Linked DNA regions of Homo sapiens: region 2 is linked to region 1. The links are chromatin loops, found by intact Hi-C in ENCODE. Cell type or tissue: A673. All regions are shown on one strand. Links, peaks and the distances in the headings refer to the core of each region. The heading gives the core; the rest is flanking DNA.

Evidence for each region. Hi-C counts contacts between places; a loop is a spot of excess contacts. Peaks named below come from ENCODE experiments on the same cell type or tissue, not always from the same donor. Only the 100,000 strongest peaks of a DNase experiment are listed, where the experiment ranks them.
Region 2: it touches region 1 in a loop (4-fold over the local background); 10 of 110 quality-filtered maps call a loop at or near these places.

What each region holds. Positions count from the first base shown.
Region 1 is chr1:214,441,903-214,453,380 of GRCh38, reverse strand. PTPN14 (protein tyrosine phosphatase non-receptor type 14) reads left to right here. Exons shown (of 19, transcript NM_005401.5): 3 at 1,407-1,576. Among named protein-coding and RNA genes, the nearest start is that of PTPN14, 100 kb to the left of the region's middle. RefSeq lists enhancers at 2,676-3,175, 6,257-6,943. In A673, for the core only: no CTCF peak of the experiment used is centred there; DNase peaks (open chromatin) are centred at 6,190, 6,450 and 7,320; H3K4me3 peaks cover 1,581 bases; H3K27ac peaks cover 6,073 bases.
Region 2 is chr1:214,494,097-214,505,574 of GRCh38, reverse strand. The region is part of intron 1 of PTPN14 (protein tyrosine phosphatase non-receptor type 14); the gene reads left to right. Among named protein-coding and RNA genes, the nearest start is that of PTPN14, 52 kb to the left of the region's middle. RefSeq lists an enhancer at 1-571. In A673, for the core only: no CTCF peak of the experiment used is centred there; a DNase peak (open chromatin) is centred at 4,754; H3K4me3 peaks cover 879 bases; H3K27ac peaks cover 2,349 bases.

The sequences.
Region 1 (11,478 bases), core at 2,485-10,484:
CTCCAAGTCTGTTTTCTTTCTATTCAGCCACATTTCATTTCCTCTATGTCATCACTCAGGTTGGAACAACTAATGGACTCAGTGGAGCTAGGAAATGAATAATAGGGTCAGAATTCATCCAAGTAAGTTTGTCTAAGTTGATAGAAATATAACCTTGGCTCTGGTTGGCATTTTGTTGCTCAAGAAATGCATAGATTTCTGATGTGAACTTGTCCTTTGGAACATCATGGGAGAAAGCTAATCAAATCATTACCCCCATCTCAAAGTAAATCCATTTAAAATATCTTTAAAGCATCTGGGTCTGCAGCTTTATATAGGCAAGGGCACGTCTGGTTTTCTAGTAAAGTCAGAGTCATAGCTTCATGAGAGATTTTGGTGGGGTTGTGGCAGGGATTGATCTGTATAATGTTGAGGGGGCAGCCAGCTGGAGTGGGAACATCAGCATAAGAATGCCTTTGGAAATTGAACATTGTAATGAAAACATTCTTTTGAAGGCAGATTTCCAGGTGTGCTGTAAACCATTCTAGGCTATAATTGAGATATAAAAGAATCTTCAAAAGCAGTGATCTATTTTTTGGTGATTGTTGTGCTAATCCTGAAATCCTAGCATGAATTAATATAAAAGATGGGATTGGGTGCATAAAAGTACCTGTTTTAATCATTTAGCATGTTGTTCAAAACTAAACTGGTTTAGGCTTCAAGTCTAAGGGCGAAAATCTCACTTTCATCTAACAAATCCCACCATAATCTGCCAAGAACAGCCACCAGGGGCTCCTGCAGCAGCTGTGAGGAGGCGATCCTTCCTCTCTCAAAGCTTGATATGGGGAGAGATTTGCTGCAGTTCGTGTATAATAAAGTGGAAGAGGATGATACTTTTTAAAGCACACGAAAAGAGTGAATAAATTCTCCGTTAAAATCTGGTACTGTATGAAAATATTCTACAGTGCAGAAGCTTTCAGTTGGCAGGCGGTTTTGTCTTAGGAATTGAGTAATAAGTTACATTGCAGCAGGTGCAGGAGCGGTGTTGGTCTTTGCCAGTGTGCTCCATGTGAGATCATGAAGCATGCAGAAGGCACACAGAAAAGGCAGTCTTCAGATATCAGGGGAAAAGTCAGCACTATCCCTTCCCTGCGCGACTCCCCTTACCTCACATGGGCGCTTTGGTATCTGCAAGCACAAACAGTAGTAATGAGTAGGGATACTGCATCTGGATACTCCATGTATGTTACAGTAGTGTGTGGTTGTGGTTTCTTTTGATTAGTCCCAAAGTTATATGTCAAAGCTGGATCTTATATATGGGCTGGGGAACCCAGGGTGGGATGCAGCATGCTGGAGTCTCGTTTCTTGTGTGGCCTTGGGATGCTTGTGGTGAGCATGAACTGATGCTATTTTACCCTTTTATCTAGACGCACTACTTTGGCCTTTGGTTTCTCAGCAAGAGCCAGCAAGCACGATGGGTGGAGCTGGAGAAACCTCTGAAGAAACATCTGGACAAATTCGCTAATGAGCCTTTGCTTTTCTTTGGAGTCATGTTCTATGTGCCAAATGTGTCATGGCTTCAGCAAGAGGCCACAAGGTAGGTGCATTTTCCCCCTGTGTGCCATATAAGGGTGTTGACTAACTGTGAAGCTTCCAATGAAGTAGATGAGCTGGTAGATTTAGGGGTGTGTGGGTGTGGGTGCGGGTGTGTGGTGGGGGAGAGGGTAAAATAGTTGGGGGTTGTTTACTCATTGCTTTGCAGCTTTAGAGTTTTGGTTGAATCCATGTAGCTAACCCCAGCAGTTTTCTGTAATGCTGGTAAGGTAGTAGGGATCCTGAGCCAGGCAGAATTTCATCTCTAGCAGCGTGGAAATATTCATCGGAGACTGTGGGTAAAATAGGCATGCAAGAATTTAATAAAAAATTAATGACCTGGCCAGGCGTGGTGTCTCATACCTGTAATATCAACACTTTGGGAAGCTGAGGTGGGAGGAGAGCTTGAGGCCAAGAGTTTGAGACCAGCCTGGGCAGCATAGCAAGACCCTGTCTCTACAAAAAGAAAAAAATATAAAAACTAGCTAGACATGGTGTTTTGTGCTTTTAGTTCCAGCTCCTCGGGACACTGAGGTTGGAAGATCACTTGAGCCCAGAAGTTCAAGGCTGCAGTGAGCCGTGATCATGCCACTGTACTCCAGCCTGGGCAACAGACTGAGACCCTGTCTCAAAAACAAAAACAAAAACAACAAAAACAAAAACAAAAACCTAATTCTGTTTTGTCCACCCTTTTCCTAAAAATATCCCCAAACAAAATGTGGTATCAGACTTCGAATTTGAAGATTGGAAAGGTAACTAAAAGTGGGAGTAAAGTTAAGGAGGAAAATGTTGCGAGAGCAGGAGTTTTGATGATTGTCCCTACTAAATAAGAGGAGACAAGAAGCCATCAGTAGAAGAGGAGAACAAGGTATTGCAGCTACTCAGTGTCTGCTTTAGCTTGGAGAAACCGTGTGCTGCCTTTGAAATGATGTTTTCCCCTCTCATCTGTAAAGTGAGGGATTTGTGTAAGTTCATAAAGCATATTCAGTGAATGGAATAAGTGCATTTTTTTGATGTTGGTATAGTTCATTTATTGGTAAGAGTTTTCCATTAAAATACCTGGGAAGTCTCCTCATCAAATGGATATTTCTGGTAGGAAAAGGAATCACATAAACCCTTTACTTTTTGCCTTTTACCCGGACCTTGTCATTCTGAATGCTTGGGAAGCAATGCGGGAACATGCTTTGAAGAAGGAAGAGTATTCTACCTGACTTTTGTGTAGTTTTTAGATTTTAAATTTCTGATATAAGGATGCTCTTGAAATTTTTAAGTGTATTTTAAGGCAATATTCTGCTTGCTTGCTTTTTCTTTTTCTTTTTCTTTTTTTTTTTTAATTTGAGACGGAGTCTTGCTCTGTCACCCAGGCTGGAGTGCAGTGGCACGATCTTGGCTTACTGCAGCCTCCACCTCCCAGGTTCAAGCGATTCTCGTGCCTCAGCCTCCCGAGTGGCTGGGATTATAGGCGCCTGCCACCACGGCTGGCTAATTTTTGTATTTATGGTAGAGACGGGGTTTCACCATGTTGGCCAGGCTGGTCTCGAACTCCTGACCTCAAATGATCTGCCCGCCTTGGCCTTCCAAAGTGCTAGGATGACAGGGGTGAGCCACTGCGCCCGGCCTCTGCTTGCTTTCTTTAATTTGGCTTTTATTTATTTATTTATTTATTTATTTATTTTGAGATAGAGTCTTGCTCTGTCACTTACACTGGAGTGCAGTGGCACAATCATAGTTCACTGCAGCCACAAACTCCTGGGCTCCCGCAATCCTCCTGCGTCAGCCTCCTGAGTAGCTGGGACTACAGGCATGTGCCACCAAGCCTGGCTAAATTTTCTTCTAATTTTGTAGAGATGAAGTCTCGCTGTATTTCCCAGGCTGTCTTGAACTCCTGGCCTCAGGTGATCCTTCTACCTTGGCCTCCCAAAGTGCTTATTTTTTTCACTTTCGTTCTTTCCTTTTTTTTTTATTTTTATTTTTAAATCAAAAGGTATTGTAAGTAGATGGCATAATTGCAAACAGAGGCCGTGAGTTAGCTTACAGCTTGATCCAAAAAACCTAGTGTTCAGTTTTTCATGTGATAGACATTTAAAGCACTCTGTTGCATACCATTGCTCCCTGTTTTCAAGTTGATTCACATATCCAAGTTCTTCCTGTACAAAAAATTATTAACTCCTCAAAATGTGATGATTTCCGTTGGCTTTTGAATCCTCCTTGAGTACTTTACACGGTGCTAGGAACACAGCATTAAGTTAATAAATACTTGCTGATTCTTGGCTCTCGGCCATTAAGTGCAAGGTAATGAGTGATGAGGGTGAAACATGGACTAGAAATTAGTGTATATTGAAAAAAGTTCTGTCTGTAAGAAAAATGAAGTATTGTTACTCTAGACAGACCTATCCTGTAAGGCCTATTGGTGAGAAAGAGCAGTTGAAATAAAGAGGGACTCAGAAGTTATGCTTTATGAAGTTAAAAGAAAAAGGTTGTTTAAGCTTAGAAAAATTAAGTCGGCCGGGCGCGGTGGCTCACGCCTGTAATCCCAGCACTTTGGGAGGCCGAGGCGGGCGGATCACGAGGTCAGGAGATCGAGACCATCCTGGCTAACACCGTGAAACCCCGTCTCTACTAAAAATACAAAAAATTAGCCGGGCGTGGTGGTGGGCGCCTGTAGTCCCAGCTACTCGGGAGGCTGAGGCAGGAGAATGGCATGAACCCAAGAGGCGGAGCTTGCAGTGAGCCGGGATAGCGCCACTGCAGTCCAGCTTGGGCGAAAGAGTGAGACTCCGTCTCAAAAAAAAAAAAAGAAAAATTAAGTCTTACAAGGGCACAGTAGTAGCTGCCTTTAGATATTTACAGACTGTTGTAGGAGGGGGAATTCTTTGTCAGTTCTGGAGCACAAAATTAGGGTCTAAGTAAGTGAAGTCCAAGGAGCCAAAGAACTTTGACTATTTGGCTCAATGTAGGAATACAGTTTCTAGTAACTAAGCCATCTAAAAATGGAACAAGACTTACAAAAGGGTGAGAGCACTGGTCTCTGTGAATGTTGTCACGTGGACCAGGTAGCCCATGTGGTATCCTGTAGAGGGAGCCACCATATTGGGTAGGATGTTGGAATAGATCAGTGGTTCTCAAAAGACCAGGGCCTGCTGTATCATAGTTACCTGGAGCACTTATAAATATGATTCTAGAGCTGTACCAGAAGTCTGGTTGTAATGTCTAGAGCTGAGAATCAAGAGGATGTTATTGTTTAAAATGAATAGGCCGGGCAGTGTCTGACACACGGTGGCTCACGCCTGTAATCCCAGCACTTTGGGAGACCGAGGCGGGCGGATCACGAGGTCAGGAGATCGAGACCATCCTGGCTAACATGGTGAAACCCGATCTCTACTAAAAAAATACAAAAAAAAAAAAAAAAAATTAGCCCGGCTTGGTTGGGGGCACCTGTAGTCCCAGCTACGCGGGAGTCTGAGGCAGGAGAATGGCGTGAACCTGGGAGGCGGAGCTTGCAGTGAGCCGAGATCGCGCCACTGCACTCCAGCCTGGGCGACAGAGCGAGATTCCATCTCAAAAAAGAGAAAATGAATAGTACTCCTCTGGTGTTTCTGACACTCACCCAGCCTCAGGAATCAATGAATCAGTTAACCTCTAAAACTCTTTACAATTTTAGATTTTCCAAGGAAGTAAACTTAATGCTGCATTGTTTGACTGTCAATGTTTGCATTCATAGACTAAAACAAAAGGTATTTAAATTTCAAAGAGGGAGGTATAGAGTAAAAAGTTTTGGTAGTGGTGGTTATTAACTGTGGGATTTAGGAAGGACTTTTCTTTTTTCTTTAGAATTTCTTTTTGCTTAATTAGCCTGGTTTATTTCAGATGAAGGTTGATAAGGAGGGAAAGAAGTGTTTTCCAACACAGGATTTTGAAGCAAACTGTGTTGCTGACATTTGATCAGAAAAACTAACAAAAAATTTTAAACTTTGAAAGATATTTTTAGATTTAAGCGCTGGAACTAAATTATGTAGATTTCAGGTCTAACCAACTCTTTATGGCAAAGAATGTTGAAAGTTAGGAGTTGGATTAGCATGCAACATTTTGTCTGTGCGTGAGTATGTGTGTATGTTTGCAGCATTGCAGAAATTTTTGTTGCCTCCAAGGGGCCCTAAAACTGGAATGTGCCAAGGGGTGTCAGAGTGAGTAAAAGATTTAAGCTGGGAATATGGAGGAACATGAGAAAAAAAAAATGTAAGAAATCAAAGAAAAGTTGTTAGGAAGAAAAGAATAAAGGAATTACATTTATTTGGGAAGGTTGAGGGCCACCAACAACGATCAGGTGTGATTCAGCAAGACATGCCGTAGGTTGTAGGCTTATGGACTAGAGAATAAAGGAGATCTGGTTTGGACAGAATAACATTTTTAAATGCTTGAGTTTTCTCGGTGTGGTGTTGGAGATGGACAGATGTGCTCAACACAAGGTGAAAAATGCTACAGTCCTTAAGAGCCTTTGGGAATCTCAGCCTTCTTGGGAGGTTTTAGCAGCATCTGAGGTCCGAACTGAATATTGAAACTGCCTTCCAGGCAGCTCAGCCAAGGGGAAGCAGTGGTGGTGGGGCAGGATTCCAGAGGAATGTTTCACAGAAGGCCCCAACAACATTCATTAGGAGCGGGTTAATGACTAACTCTCCAGTCATCCGCTGTTATCCCAGTTACCAGGCATCTCAGGTGGAGATGGGCTTTGGCATCTCTGAGAGCACCTGGGATCTGCAGTGTCTGACACAAAACAGTTAGTCTTTGTGATGCCCTGCAGAGTAAGATATTTGCATAGATTAGAAATAGAAATCTGTCTTTCATTTGCGGGCAACCCGTTGGAGGAGGCAACCATTCAGCCATCTGTGCTGAAAAAAATAAGCCTTTGTCTGGAGCCAACCAAACTTGTTTTCATCCAACACATGTTTGCAATGGTTTGGCTACTTCTGTTTGAGAACAGGTTCTATAGCATTAGTCATGACCAGCCATTTCTTCTCTCTGAACAAGGACAAAGAGTCTAGATTAATACTCTGGTTGGGTTTTCCTTTTTTTTTTGCTGTGTATATGAACCCATATATATATCAAGACACATAGGAGTCAAAGGAAAATACATTTAAAAGCTGTTTATTTAATTTGTTGTCCCCAGAGAATCACACCCATGGAAATTTTTAGGTCAGTAGTGTATTCAGAACAACACAACAAAAATTTGAGAGTGACATTGATTGCAAATTGTTTAATAAAGTGATTGGCTTTATTAAAATTATCAAGTCCAAATTGGTTTAAATTAGAAAATTAGGAGGCACTGCTTTTTTTGACATTAATTTGACATACTGTGTCTCATCTGCTAGATATGGCTTTTGAGGGGCAAGTCCCTTCATAAGTGAGGGAAACCTGCCAAGACACTATGATTGTGTTGGATAAGAAATGGATAACTCAGGCCCTACTTTAAGGTGTTAATTGAATGAGAAAACAAAATATATTAAAAGGAAAATACACACAGGGCTACAAATAAAAGGAAAAAAGAAGAAATCCCTTGATATTGTTATAGAAATGTTAAAAGAAAATAGTGAAAAGAAGGACACACTCTGGTAGACAGATGGGGGATGAGTCATGAAACCATAGGATTTAAAGAGATTAAGAACCACCGAGTTTGTTAACCCCAAACTGTAAGATTTATTACCTTGGGGCTTTGAAAATGTTAGTTTTCCCCTGTTGGTTAAAATGACTCAAGGGATGGGACCACTGTAATTTTTTCCATTTTGCTTTGCTTCTCAGATTCCTTTTTGCCAGCTTTTCTGTCCAGCAAAGGGACTCTTGAGCAGTTCATCTTCCCCAGCATGTTCTCCTGACTCAAAGGAAAGATTTTTGTAATGTGTTTTAATGATTTGCATAGCAACAGGCTCATTATAAACACATGGTTTTCACATTTTTCTGGACACGGAAAGAAAAAAGATGGCTTCTGAGAGGTGGATAAATTCTTACTCAAACAGAAGGATACTTAATAATAGCAAGGGGAAGCCAGAAAATTGCTGGCCAAGATCACTGCTTTTAGTTTAGGTCTGGGGTTTTTCCAAGTCTTCCTCAAGCATGGAAGTCCCTCTTTAATTTCTTCAATACTAAAGAGAAAACTTTTAAAAGAAAACTTAATTTTTGAAGAGTGAATTTAGGCTACAAACTTCTAAGTTGCTGAGTGCATGCATGGTTTCTAAAATTTTTAATTTTGTGGTTTTTTTTTTTTTAACCAAAACATGTTTGTCTTTGCATTACTCACTGTTGAATGTTATGGTTGCACAGTGCACAGGAGCTTCTAATTGTCCTAATGAGGTCAGATAACATTTCCTACTTTTCCAGGACATCTTAGTAGCCTGCCTGTTTGGGTGGGGCTGTCCACCCTATTAATGGTGAGCACTCTACAGAATTGACAGAGTGCAACTACTGCTGTAGCCAGCACGGTCATTCCATTTGCCAAGGATGATTTTAGTACACTGTCGTACATCTGGCAGACACATCAGGCCCACAGGACCTGTTCCAAGTACCCTCTATCTGGTGGATGCTATGTCTGTTTTCGGTGCTTCTCAGCAGCTATGGGTATCCCCTACTCTTAGGATCAGTGATCTATTGTACATCTCCCAGTTCTTCCAAAGTCCTGGGTATTCTAGTCAGCCAGGTAAAACTGCCTAGCAGTTATCACCAGGAGGATTTTTAAAATACTTAATCTCTGTATGGGCTTGCATGGAGCATTCTTAAATGTTAAAGATAGTTCCTGTCTGGGAAGAACCAAGTGGACAGGTTGTCTTTCAACCAACTGAGAATAAATACCCACATTTAAAGCTGTGCTGTTTAGGTACCAGAAAGAGGGTAAGTGCATTTCAGCGTGTGAAGTGAGTGACAAGGGAGTTAGGTTAATGCATTTTTAAACTATGATGGGGGTCCCCTTTTTCCAGTTACGTATTTGGGCCCATGGCATGTTGATGGGAAAGCCAGACTAAGTGAAGCTGTATATCTTCATAAGGGTTAAAATGGTGTTTTGGTGTGTGCATGTGTGTGTCTCTCTGTGTGTGTGCATGTGTGTGCTTAAACTAGGTTTCAGGAAGTGACCTTACAGTAGCTTTCTTCACATTTTCTTTCTTATAAATACCAATACTTTTCCCCCTTAGACTCCTGCAATCTGCCTTGTGTGCTGTTGTAAACAAGTTAGTGTTCAACCAGTGTTTAAAGTGTCTGTTTTAAAAGCTCTAATTATGGTAGTATTTCCATTTCCTTTTACAACACCCTTTATTTTGTTCCTCCAGTTCTTTTAGTTCTTTTATTATTTTGAAATGTCATTTTACTGGATATTTAAAGTCTACCCGTGGGCTGGGATACAGGGACTCCCTTCAAGTCTTAAGATTAAGCATGAATTCCCTGTGGATAATATAATTTGCTGAGAATAGCAAATTCTCCTCCTGGCCAGCTCCAGCTAGTGAATGGGAAATTGTTCTCTTTATGTTGGTTATTGAGAATGGAATTATTTCTGCCAGATATTTTAGATATTTTAAGATGCAGTTGACATTGGGATCTAATCTCAAACATTCTGTGTGGTTAATGTAATGTACAATGTGATGAGAGAAGATGGCTGTCTGTAATAAACAGTGCAACCTTGGAGGGAAGAAGAATTACCTTCCCAAAATGAGATAAGTTGATTGTCATTTGCATTGTTTTTTATTTCAACCTTTATTAAGTACCTATTCTGTGTTAGACACTTTGCTAGTTAGTGGGAATGTAATAACAAATAGGTCTCAACTCCCCACCTCCCTCCCACTCTCACTCCCACCACAGAGCTGTATCTCCAAGCAGCTTTTATTTCATTTCCGTGTATTTGATTTACTAGAAGTTTATTTGAATTTGTCTTTAACGTCTACATTGCTGACCCTATTTACTTCCAGGAGAAGGCAATGCCACTGCTTTGGTGAAACCCAAGGGCAAATGTCTCCTGGGACCAGGACCAGCTTCATGGGTCTGTGACCTGTGCAGTTAGTTGCACAGTACCCCATGCTCAGAAGTGCCCTGTAGTTGGTTTAGTGCTCTGCTGTTGCCATCCTGAAGTTTTTTGGTTTTTCAACAGTGGATTCTGCATTTTCACTTTGCGCTAGACTCTGCAAATTAAGTAACCAGCCCTTCCCAGGACAAGGACAGCCTCCTGTTCCTCATACATGCATCTCTGTTCGTTCACCTCTGCTTGTTTTGTTGTTATCTTGCGATTTATTCTTAAGTATCGGTGGATTTACTGATTTGAATCTACTGTTATGGGTGTGATCAAAGAGAAAAAGTAAATTTAATAAACCCTCAAGGGAACAAAACTAAAATTTTCACTGTCTTTGCAAATAAGAAAATAGAAATGTAGCGCTGGTAACCATTTCTGCTTCTGGATCTGACTCACTGGGAAATCCTTGCAGGAATTGGGGAGGTGGTGTAAAGTCAATTTGATTTCTTTTAGGAAAGCTGATTGGATTAGCTTGTCTTGATCCTCAACTAGGATTTTCTTATGTTTTACTGTGAAGAAGACTATAAATCAAGACTATACAGTAGATGCCTACTTCATAGTACAAGTTGTCCAAATACATGAAGTTGCTTCTTGTTTCTTTCTTTGCTCTTAAGAAAAAGATATGGTGTGAAAGATATGCAGTTAGGCTGGGCGCGGTGGTTCACGCCTGTAATCCCAGCACTTTGGGAGGCTGAGGCGGGTGGATCACTTGAGGTCGGGAGTTCGAGACCAGTCTGACCAATGTGGAGAAACCCTGTCTCTACTAAAAGTACAAAATTAGCCTGGCATGGTGGCACATACCTGTAATCCCAGCTACTCAGGAGGCTGAGGCGGGAGAATCGCTTGAACCCAGGAGCAAGAGGTTGTGGTGAGCGGAGATCGCACCATAGCACTCCAGTCTGGGCAACAAGAGTGAAACTCCGTCTCAAAGAGAAAAAAAAAAAAAAGAAAGCTATGCAGTTAGGTAGTTAGCTATTGAGGCAACCTACTGCTACTAGAACAATGAAGTATAGACAAATAAGATGAAGTTAACTTAGCCGAAGTTAACTTAGCCGTAAACATAATCTAGCTGTTTCTCTGATATTCTTTCCCTTTAGGGAAAACAAATAGTAAAATAAATCAGTGTTCTTTTGTAATATCACTTGGCATAACTTATTATTTATTGTAGGTGTCCTATAATGAAGAGGAAACTCAGAATTTCAAAAGGAAATAAATCAGAGGCATTATTCGTATTTCAAAAGGAGTCTTCATGTAATGTTTGTGTTCTTTAATGCATCTGAGATGTTTGATTGAGATGCTTTATAAAGCAAGATATGCTTATACGTATGTTTTAGCCATTAGAAAAACAAAGTTTACCAAAAAAATAGGTTGAGCATCCCTAATTCAAAAATTCAAAATCTATAATGTACCAAAATTGAAAACTTTTTGAGCACCAACATGATGCTCAAAGGAAATGCTCGTTGAAGCATTCAGGATTTCTGATTTTTGGATGAGAGATGCTCTACTGGGTAAGTATAGCAAATATTTCAAAATCTGAAATCCCAAACACTTCTCGTCCCTAACATTTTGCATAAGGGGTACTAACCTGTTTAGTATACTTCAAAGAAGTGATAATTTTATTATTACATCTTTAAATCACATGGTTAATGTGTTAGTATTTGGTCTATTTGGAACTTTTCTCAAAAGCAAACAAAAATAATGTGCTATTGAGCTATTTTGAAAATAAGTTCTTAAGCAGAGGTATTGATTTTTATCCTTTGTGAATTCCTTGATTTTCAAAGATACATTCATTCATTTGTTCATTCATTCATTGATTCCAAATTGTTCTTTATTAGTGTTACATTGCAGGACTGAGAAAGATTAAA
Region 2 (11,478 bases), core at 1,675-9,674, 53 kb before region 1:
TTCTTTGTAGCTAAGCCTCTTGAGAAAGTTCTGAGGCTGCTGCATCTCCCATTCCGTCCTCAGCTCCTTACATCGCAGCTGGCAGCTCCACCACTGTGTGGGCACTGACCACCCCACCCCCCCGAAGGGACCAGCCATCTCCTGTTGGCCATGGTGAATGTTTTTCAGTCCTTATCTGACCTCCCTTTGGAATTGGACATTGACCAGATCCTTCTCCTTGAAGCGTTACCATCTCGGGTAGTCCCCTGCTCGAGATGTTTCTCCTGCTTCCCTGGGTGTTCCCTTTCACTGTTTGTTGAAGGTTCTCCTCCTGCTGGTCACCCATTGAATGTAGGTGTCAGGTGTCATCTAGCATTGGATCCCATGTCCTCCTGTCACACTTTTTTTTTTTTCCCTGGCGGGTATTCACAGCTGGGTTTGTTCACATGACCGCCACAATGAACTCATATTTAACTCAGACCTCTCGTTGGGGGCCCCCAAATTTCAACTGCTTGTCAGGATCTTTCCATGAGACTGGCCACAAGTATCTTAAACAGAGAATTCTTAGACAGAATTCATCTACTTTTTCCTTAAACCTATCTTTTCTCCTATATTCCCTACCTTGGTGAGGGTGTCACCTCTGATGAAGTTAAACACACTGGGGGTTTGGATCAACCTAAACTCATTTTCCTTCACCCTCTTTATGCAGTAAGTACCAAGTCTTTCCTGTTACTCTAAGGTAGTTCCTTTTTCCTAGTCCAAGCCAGTCCTACTTGTCTGCAGATTCAGTATGTTACCTTACCTCCTGCAGGAAAATTCCCCAGCATTCTGTACCCAGCCCTTATCCTGGGATTGGTCTCCCCTCGATTAAGCTCATTCAGGCTGGTGCCTTGCCTCATTCACCATCATTTCCCCAGGGCCTAGCAGGGTGGTGCCTTGGAAATAATTTAATTTGGTGGAAGTGTCTTAGTACGATTTCATGGCTAATGGGTGTGCTACTCTTGTCATTCAGAGATGGGGCTGGGACATCACCTCTGTGGACATTGTGGTCCTAAGAGCCCCGTTCCTGGGTGCCTGCCATTTGCTTGCGTCAAGTTGGACATGACAGCTACGGGAAAATGATTGAGGGCAGAAGGCAGTTTTGGTGCGACAGGAAGAGCACAGGCTTCCAGGGCTTTGCTGTAAGATCAGGAGAGAATAATGCATCAGAAGTACCTGATGCTGAGTCTGTTCTCAGGAATGGTGTGTTTGAGGCAGCTGCCCATTGCCCGGTGCTTGCCATGTGCTTGGATGCAACCATGGCTAAAAGGTTTCCTATCTGGCTATGTGGTGATTGACTGTGGGTCGCCTTCCTATGGTATTTCTGACTCCTCGAGTGTAATATAAAGGTCTTCGCAGAGGTAGGGCTAACGGAGAGGCAGCGGCAGTTGTTCAATGTTCTATAATGTAAATTGAAAGATTTTTCTTTAGTTTTAAGCTGAGTTTTCCACATTCTCATTACTAGTTGGGGAGGAATGGGAAAGTGGTGACATTATTCGCAGCATTCCTATGACCATTCTCTGGTTCTACAGAAGAGGTGTGTTTGAGGAAGGCACCCAAGTTTCCTGACTATTTCTCACACTTCTCCATCACAAGAAAGCCCTATGTACAAAATGATGAGAGTCCCAAGAAGCATCATTTGCTCTAGGCTTGTCCTTACTGTGGAAGCTCAGAGACTCACCTTTGATCTAAAATAAATAAACAAAAAGCCATAAGGCAAACCTTATTGAAGTAGGTGATGTCGGGTGTGTTTGCTGCTGAACGCATACAAACACTTTATATGCAGATAAAATAAAATGACTCACAACATTGCTGACATTAGTGTGTGTTCTTCCTGCAGCTAAGTACATCATAGGATTTTACCGAATTACACCGACTAATTGTTTATTGACCAACATCACACTAGTGGGATCACAAGACCACATATGACAGTGCTGCACTTTGCTTTGAGAGAGGAAAGGGAAGAATGAACCTGAGGAGAGCTGACTGAAATGTAATAATTCTGTACCGAGATTTGAAGTGAAAATAGAATGCCAATTTTGAGTTTTCTGTTTCTTAAACTCTATTTTAAATGTTTATTTTGTCTTACAAATGTACGTCTACATATTAGACATAAAAATGGAAGCGAGGCAGCTGCCGTTAAATTCTGGCTTCAGTCTCTTCTAAGATTCAGTCCTTCTGATTACTGAGCTGTGTCAAAGATGCCATATCTAAAAAAGAAGTCAACGTCTTTCCTACTTCATCTTCAATACTCACATATACTTAGGACAGATTATCTCTTACATGTCATTAGATATTAGTTTTGAAGATTTAATGAGTTCCTGTAAAGTACTTAGAATAGTGCCTTTCATAATAAATACTGTATAGTGTTTGCCATTTTATTATTGTTATTGCTTATTTTTAACAAAAATTGTATTTAAATTTGCTTGTAGTGACATGTTTCTCCAAGTGTATGCTAGTATAATTTTCACAGTGTGAATTTAAAACTCTGAATCTCTCATTTAATTGGATCTTATCCTTTTGGTTGGAATTTCCTTTAGAGATACTTTGTCAACTTTTGTAGAGTTAGGCTGGTAATATATATTTTCAATAATCAATACTAATAGGTTTTTAAAATGACAGATTTGAGCAACTTTTCACTTAATTTTTCTAAGATCTTCTGCAAAAACTGAGGGAAGCCTGAATACATCCTATGCAAATAATTGACATAAGGATAACACAGTTTCATTTATGTTTTCCCTATTTTTTTCTGTGATATTGTTATTTTTAACATTATTGCGCTATATTTTATTATGGAACACTTTTTTACACAACTAAATCACTCTGTCTTTATTTTGATCATTTGTTCCAAGTCTTCAACATTTTTTCGTAACGTTTAAATGCTAAAACTGTTTAGTTGGCCTCGCACAGTGGCTCCTGCCTGTAATCCCAGCACTTTGGGAGGCTGAGGTGGGAGGGTTACTTGATACCGGGAGTATGAGACCAGCCTGGGCAACATAGTGAGATCCTGTCTCTAAAAATAAATAAATAAAAAATAAGTTGAATGAATATTACAAATATTTTTCAAGACCTGCTGTGTGTTGCACACTATTTGCATATGTTTTTCTTGTTTACCACTCTGAGCTGTATTGTATTATAGGACAATGAAGCTATTTTGCATATAGGAAAACAGGTTTATAAAATGCACATCATTGTTTGGCTAGTAAAGAACAGAGTTGGGTTGAACACAGATCTCTCTCTGTTAATCTCAGGCTCTTAATTATCATGGTAAAACTTTTTCAAAATGACCCTACCGCCATCAGTAGGATGGTGGAATAGGGGGTCCAGCCCTCTTCCCCCCTTAGAAGCACCTATTTAACAACCCTCCAGGGATGAAAAATCTTTATGAGAGCTCCCAAATTCAGTTCTATGCATTAAATATATGCAACTTTTTGTATGTCAATCACACCTTATAAAGTGGTTTGAAAAATAACCTTTTTTTTTTTTTTTTTTTTTTTTGAGACAGAGCCTTGCACCGTCGCCCAGGCTGGAGGGCAGTGGCACAGTCTCGGCTCACTGCAAGCTCCGCCTCCTGAGTTCATGCCATTCTCCTGCTTCAGCCTCCCCAGTAGCTGGGACTACAGGCGCCCACCACCATGCCTGGCTAATTTTTTGTATTTTTTATAGAGACGGGGTTTCACCGTGTTAGCCAGGATGGTCTGGATCTCCTGAACTTGTGATCCGCCGGCCTTGGCCTCCCAAAGTGCTGGGATTACAGGCGTGAGCCACTGCACCTGGCCTAAAAAATAACTTTTGAAGTTATGTGCCATGAAAAATGGATTTAACTTGGTTTTTCTCTATACTACGCCTGGTGATCCCAATTCATTTCCTTAATTAGTGTTTATTGAGCCACTAAATATTGTTTATTATTCCAGGCCCAGTGTTAGGTGGGAGTTCAACAGGAAAAAGAGAGGCATAGGGTTACCTCTGAAGGAATTTATAGCCTAATTGTTCATAGAATACTTACTCTGTTTTGGGCTGGGCGTGGTCATTCATGCCTGTAATCCCAGCACTTTGGGAGGCTGAGGAGGGTGGATCACTTGAGGTCAGGAGTTCAAGACCAGCCTGCCCAACATCACGAAGCCCCGTCTCTACTAAAAAATACAAAAAATTAGCAGGGTGTGGTGGTGGGCACCTGTAGTCCCAGCCACTCGGGAGGCTGAGGCAGGAGAATCACTTGAACCTGGGAGGCGGAGGTTGCACTGAGTTGAGAGTGCCACTGGACTGCAGTCTGGGCGAAAAGAGCGAAACTCCGTCTCCAAAAAAAAAGAATACTTACTCTGTTTTCATGGATTAAGTTTTCTGTGTTTAACCAGCTCTCACATGGCTTAATAACAGTCACACTGTAACATTATTAAAATATGAAAAGACGAATTTGGCATTTTACCCAGCTCCATGAGACGAATTGCGCTATTTATCACATTATTCCTTGAACTTTGGTGTTGCCTTAAAATTGTACAGCCTATCAATGAAGAATACATTTTTATCTTTGCTATATTTAGTTTTCTCAAGCTGCTCTTGGGCATGGTGAATCTTTTCATTGTTAGTGTTTTACATAGTTTCTAGCAGTAATGAATAATTACGAAGGACCAGATGTTTTTAAACCTTTCCTCTAATGCTCACAGCCATCCTTCCAAGCTAATCTGCCTTTTCTTCATGTTAATGATGAGGGACCTGAGGCTCCACATGCCCCACAGATGTTGTCATTCCAGGGTAGTCAGGGCAGTCATTTGCTGGCTTCAGATTTCTTTCAATAATTTTTTTTTTCTTTTTTAATGAAGACCTTAGATAGGATGTAACAGATTATCCCCTTTTCCCCTTCTGTGAGAGCCAAGGTGCCTTATATCGGTTAAAATCTGGTGAAACCTGTGGTGAATTGATTGTTTCTGTCTGTCCCTCAGTGGTTCTGAAACATTAGGAGGTTGTCCTTGAGAGAAATCTCAGCACTTCACTCAGTGAGCCGATGCCTCAAGCCACTTGTATTTGGAACCATAAAAGAGCTGTCAGTTCACCAAGTTGAAGGAGGAGGGTGTTGGTGGCTTTCTTTGTTGCCGGAAAGATGGATCTGATTATAAGAAGCCTCTCAAGTAGAGAGTTGAATCCAAAGAACTAGGAAAATCTGGGTGTTTAAACAAAGTTTGAGTTGACATGGGATGTTGTTGAGATTGCAGCTTATTTAGGAAGGGAAGGGGGTAGATCTCTGGCTCCTTCTAATTAAGAGTTTGTGTCCAGAGTCTGCCTTTGTCCCAGGCTGCTAAGATTATTTTTCCGGTGTCTTTGACAATTGCCACAAATACAAGAATATGGACCCATGTGGGTATGTCTTACATATTTGGGGGAATATTTTTCTGGAAACTTTGATTCTTGGTCATATCCTTATTGATACATTAGAATAAAATATAAAGCAAAAATGCCGTAAACTGGAATCATGATCCATCATCTAGAATGAGAAAATGTCCCACATTTGTGGACATTTGCGGACAATGTGTGACATTTTCTCATTCTAGATGATGTTGCTTCAAGAGTGTTACTGAAACGCTCTGGAAGGTAGAACCATTTGTCCTTTCCCCTCCTCAAGCCTGCTGGCACAGAAGTGTCACGAGGGTAAGAGTTCCTGTAGGAAATGTAATGGCTTTTGAAGTTGAGTTTCCTGTAATGTGAAGAGGCTTTCTGTATTTGAGACATAAAACTGAGTATTATTTTCTTTTTAAGAGTTGTCTCCTAGGCAATCTAAAAAAAAATGAATGCTTAAATTAGAAATAATATAACAAATTTATGGAGCATTCATTTGATAGCCTAACCATTTAAAAAACTGCAGTTACGTGAACTCTGGCAAACTTTCTGAATTCACATAAATGGATAGTTTTACCATGTAAAGTGTTAGCTTTGAAGTTTTCTTTTGAGGGAAGAGATACAATGTGTTAAAATTAAATTATGTTTGTTTTTGTTTGAATGGCTGAAAGATGAACATGATGCAAATTTTAAAAGTACAAATCTTTTTGGCATACAGTAAGAAGTTTTCATTTCACTCCTGCTCGGCAGCCTCCTGGTCCACCTTCCAGAGGCCAATAGTTGATAGTTATTTATATATTCTTCAGAGATATTTTGTATGTATACCAGCATATATATATATATATGCCTACCCTCTTTTTCCACACACTCATTCTACTGATCAGTCTCTCTAGGGTTCTATATCACTATGGTCTCTTATTTTGACAGGCATTAATTCTAGTATATAGCGAGCCTCCTCATTCATTTTTTTCTGTTACGTGCACAGACTGTCCACATAACCTCTCTGTGGTGCAGTTTCTAGGTTGCTTCCAGATTTTGCAGTGAACGAAGAATTTTCTCACACAAGTATGAGTCTTAGAATAAACTCCTGTTAGTGTAATGCTAGGTCAAAGGGTGTGGGCCGCCAGGTGTGATGGCTACTATCTCTTATCCCAGTACTTTGGGAGGCAGAGGTGGGAGGATGGCTTGAGTCTGGGAGTTTGAGGCCAGCCTGGACAACATAGTGAGACTGTCTCTATAAAATAAAAAAATTAGCCAAGGGTGGTGGCGCATACCTGTAGTCGTAGCTTTTCAGGAGGCTGAAGTGGGAGGATGACTTGAGTCCAGGAGGTCAAGGCTGTTATAAGCTATGATCACACCACTGTACTCCAGCTTGGGCAACAGAGTGAGACCCTATCTCTTAAATCAGAACAAGGATCTCGCAGGAAAAAAAAATTTTAAAGGGTATGGGCATATGGGTATTTTAAATTTTAATTTATATGGCCAAATTGTTTGCCATGGAAATTATACCAAATTATCAGCAATATATTGTGGTGCCGTGTAGACTATTGGCTTTGAACACATTTTCTTGTGGATGGGAAATTGAGAATTTTTAAATATGCATCTTTAGAATAATATGTTAAGTATATATGCATATTTGGATATGTTTCCATATATTATTGAGTAATCATATTTGATTCTCTTTTTGGAGGCTAGGTAAGTTTATGTGGCAGTTTTCAAACATTGAGAGCTATTAGGTTGAAAAAATATGGATAATAAGGTAATCTGAGGAACTTTTAGTTTCTTGCCCTTTCTCTCTTACATCCCTCTGAATTATTTAAGATCCAACTGAGTCTTGCCTTCTTCCATGAAACCTTCCACAATTATTCCAGCTCTTATTGACCTGGGATAGCAGAGCCTGTACTCAGTGATATGCTTTTATTAGAATGAATCTCTACAGTATCATGTTTGTGTGCCATGTTAGGAGACTCACAGCGTTAGAAGGGAAAGAGCAAGGAGGAGCTTAACTCTTGGCTTTGCCCTGTGATTTTTATCTAGCTCTAGGGACAGAAACAATAACATTCAGTAGATACTGTTTTCTTAGTTTTAAATAAGAAATACTTCCCCCAGTACTTTGTTATAATATTTTAAGCATAACTTGTATTATTTTTCTGAATATAAAAGTAATAATGATCATTATAGAAAATATAAGAAATATAAAACATTTTATAAAGCAGAAAATAAAAATCACCCAGAACCCTATCAGCTATGAGTACTCATGGCCATCATTTCTTTTGTCCTTTTCTCTCTCATTGTGTTTCTCTCTCTCTCTCGTGTGTGTTTCTAATGAAATTGACAGCAACATGCTGATATAGTTTTATATTTTCCTTTTTTTTCCCCCTAAGAATAGCTGATGGCTTGGGCTGTTTCCTCACAGAACTTTTCCTATGCATGTATATATACATAATATGAAATGTAGAGAAAGTTTTGAAAAAAGAAATTAGAAACAAAATTATACTATGCATAATGCTGCATTTGCTTTTGCCACTCGGTAATATATGGTAAGCTGCCTGTCTCAGGAGTAAGTATAGATCATTCTAGTTCTTATAAATGTTTTGTACCTTTGCACCAGGTCCCATAGGCTTCCAGTGATATCATGTTTTCTGTATTATAAATAATGCAAAAGTGACATCCTTTTTCATAGATGTATGTAGAAGCTTGTAGCATAGATTAAAAGTGGAATGACTGGGCTAAATGCTATACACACTTAAATTTTGATGGATAATGCCAAATTTCTGCTTAAAAATGTTTTACCTGTGTGTATGCCAATAAATAGCCTCACTATCCTCATCAGCTCTGAAAATGATCTCTTTAATTTTTTTAACTTGATAGATTAAAAACATTGCCTCTTGTGCATGTTTAATTTACATTTTCCTGATGGTGAGGTTGAATGTCTTCATATGCTTCTTAGCTGTGTGTCTTTCAGCTATAAATTTTCCATTTTTCTAGTTTCTGATCGATTATTGAGATTTCTTTGATACTAACTTTTTTTGTCTGTTACATATGTTGCAAGTATTTTCCTCCAGGTTGTTGTTTTCTTTCTTTATTTCTTCCCCCCGACCCCCCACCGCTGCCCCAATAGAGCTCAATTTCTGGAGACCAGGTTGTTGTTTGCTAACTTATTTCTTGTTGTCTTGAGCCATACAGGAGTTTTAATTTATTTAATAAAATCTGTATGGTCTCTCAGTTTTGGATCTTATTTACAAAGACCCTCCAATTTAAAAATGTATTTTCTTATGTTTTTTTTCTAGCACTTTTATGATTTTGTTTTCTTACAAAGACTGAGCTAGACTGAAGGAATGATTGAACTTTATTTCTTTTCCTTTGTAGTTTAATCATGAAAATTGATATATTTTTATATAGGATTTTTATAACTTACCAAAGCAGTTCTGTGGAATATAGATCAAATTAGATATTAAGTTAAAACTGAATCATAGAAATTCAGATTATGGATAAATTGTTCTTTAGGACTTTAAAAATCTCTCTCCAGCTGTCATTTAGTTTCTAATAGTGTTCTCTGGTCCCTTAGGGATCCCAGCACTTGGGTAGGGGGTAAGGAGTGTTTAAAAAGAATATACAGGTATCATCAAATCAGTTCTGCTTTTATCTGTAATATTTCATTTGAAAATAAAGGTGCTGCTGAAAACAAGAAACAGAAAACCCACAATTTGCTATTCCATTGGAAGTTTGGGGAGCAGGGCAGGTACTAGTAACTCATTTTCCCCGAGGGGTTTCAGTGAGTTGGTATGGGTCATGAGTGAGGTCAGTGTGCAGTATAACTAGAATTCCTTGCCCCTGAGGACCTTGGCTGAACTCCCCTTGACAGAGCTGGGCTAAGCCTAACACTGGGCTAAGCCGTATCCTGTTACAGTTATAAAGTATGTTCCGCAGTGTGACCTTCTGCTCTAGAACACTTTGCACACTATTATTCCACATTTCCTCTTGGGTACCTCTCTCACCTGTTCACTGGGATCTAGTTATGCAGAAGCAATAAATACTGCAGAGCAAAAGTATTTTTGTTAGGAAATGAAGTACGTTTCTAAATCTGTGAGCACAAAACTGAAATGGAAAATTACTGAGCAAATTATAAGCTCAGGACCAAGAATGCCAGGAGAGTTTTTTTTTGTTTAGAAAAGAAACATGAAGTGTTGTTTATCTGTGGGTATGAAAAATGTATTAAAATAACACATGAGGCCGAGTGTGGTGGCTCATGTCTGTAATCCCAGCACTTTGGGAGGCCGAGGCAGGGCGGATCACCAGAGGTCGGGAGTTCGAGACCAGCCTGACCAACATGGTGAAACCCTGTCTCTACTAAAAATACAAAATTAGCTGGGCATGGTGGCGTGTGCCTGTAATCCCAGCTACTCGGGAGGCTGAGGCAGGAGCATCGCTTGAACCAGGGAGGCGGAGGTTGCGGTGAGCTGAGATCGCACCATTGCACTCCAGCCTGGGCAACAAGAGCGAATTTCCGTTGCGAAGTAAATAAATAAATAAATAAATAAATAAATAAATAAATAAATAAAAAAAATAAAATAGCACATGATAACTGTTCTGAAAAGCACTTTTCCTCCCCCATCTTAATTTGATAATGTCAGTCTTGTCTAAGTACCTTTTCTCCTGGAGTGGATTAATTGGAACACTATTTTTTTAGACTCTTGAATTACTGCAGATTTTCTGACCAATTGTTATTCCTCTCCTTAATGGTACTTAGTTTGCTTCAGAAGATTTGAATTAAATTTTGGTTTTGGTGTCATCTTTCACATGTCCTTTTTATTCCTTCAGTGTTGATTTTTAAACCACTGTCCCCCTACTTGTAATAGCTACAGTAATAGGTAATTATTAGGCATTGTTATCTGGGCCAGGGACTCTGATAGTGCTTTATATACATTATCTTATTTAATCTTTTCACTGACGCCGTGACATGTAGTTACTGTTTTCATCTTACAGATGAGGGAACCAACGCTCAGAGAGTTTAAATAGTATGCCAAAGATTTTACAGTTGGCTGAAATTCAAACATAGTATTGAAATTCAGTGCTCTTTCTTCAGATCCCAAGCTTTTCACTAGTATAGTGTCTTTAGATTTTTTCACCTTAATGAGTAACTCTGTGTGTCCCTTTCTGGGATGATGCTGAGAGAGGAGAAAATACATCTCACCACTAATGCTGGTCCCAGTTCTCAGACAGTTGCTTCTAGGTCCAAAGTGATTTTATTGTGCAGTCATCTCTAAGACCTGTTGAGTTTCATGAGTCAAGCAAGAAGAATTCCAGGTCTTTCAGGCATCTCCTTCCCTCAGGTTCACTTGTGGTGAAGATGACACGTGGTCAGTGTTTCTAATTATACTTTGGTCTTCCTTTTCCTTGAATATTGTCAAGGAACACAACTGCCCTTCCCCCTTCTCTCCCTTCCATTCAGTAGTGTAGTGGTAACTCAGTCTTAGAAACATCAGGAGAGGCCACTCTTCCTTTAGACGTCCAAACATTTTGTTAGCTTTAGTTCTCCCTGCTTTGTTCATGTAAAGCTTCATTTATATGACCAATTCCGTGTCATCTCTTTCTACCCTTGCAAAAAAAGAGCTTAATGTTAGATGACAAGGCAACACAATAACAATGCACCACAACAGAGCATAAAGTTAAAGTTGGCTAACTTGGCAGGGTAAAAAGAAGTACATCCAGGGCTTGTTCCTATTTTGACCAAAAAGCATTAAAGTGTATTCTTATATGGCAGGAATCGCCAACCTCTCTAAGCTTGGGGAACATTAGCCTGTGTGATAGGGCTGACAACAAGATGACTGGTACAAGGAGTGAGGTAAGAAAGAGAGAGGAGGGGCCGGGTGCTGTGGCTCACACCTGTAATCCCAGCACTTTGGGAAGCCAAGGCGGGCGGATCACAAGGTCAGGAGATCGAGAGATACCATCCTGGCTAACATGGTGAAACCCTGTCTCTACTAAAAACACAAAAAATTAGCTGGGCGCCTGTAGTCCCAGCTACTCTGGAGGCTGAGGCAGGAGAATGGCGTGAACCTGGGAGGCGGAGCTTGCAGTGAGCTGAGATCGCGCCACTGCACTCCAGCCTGGGCGACAGTGCGAGAC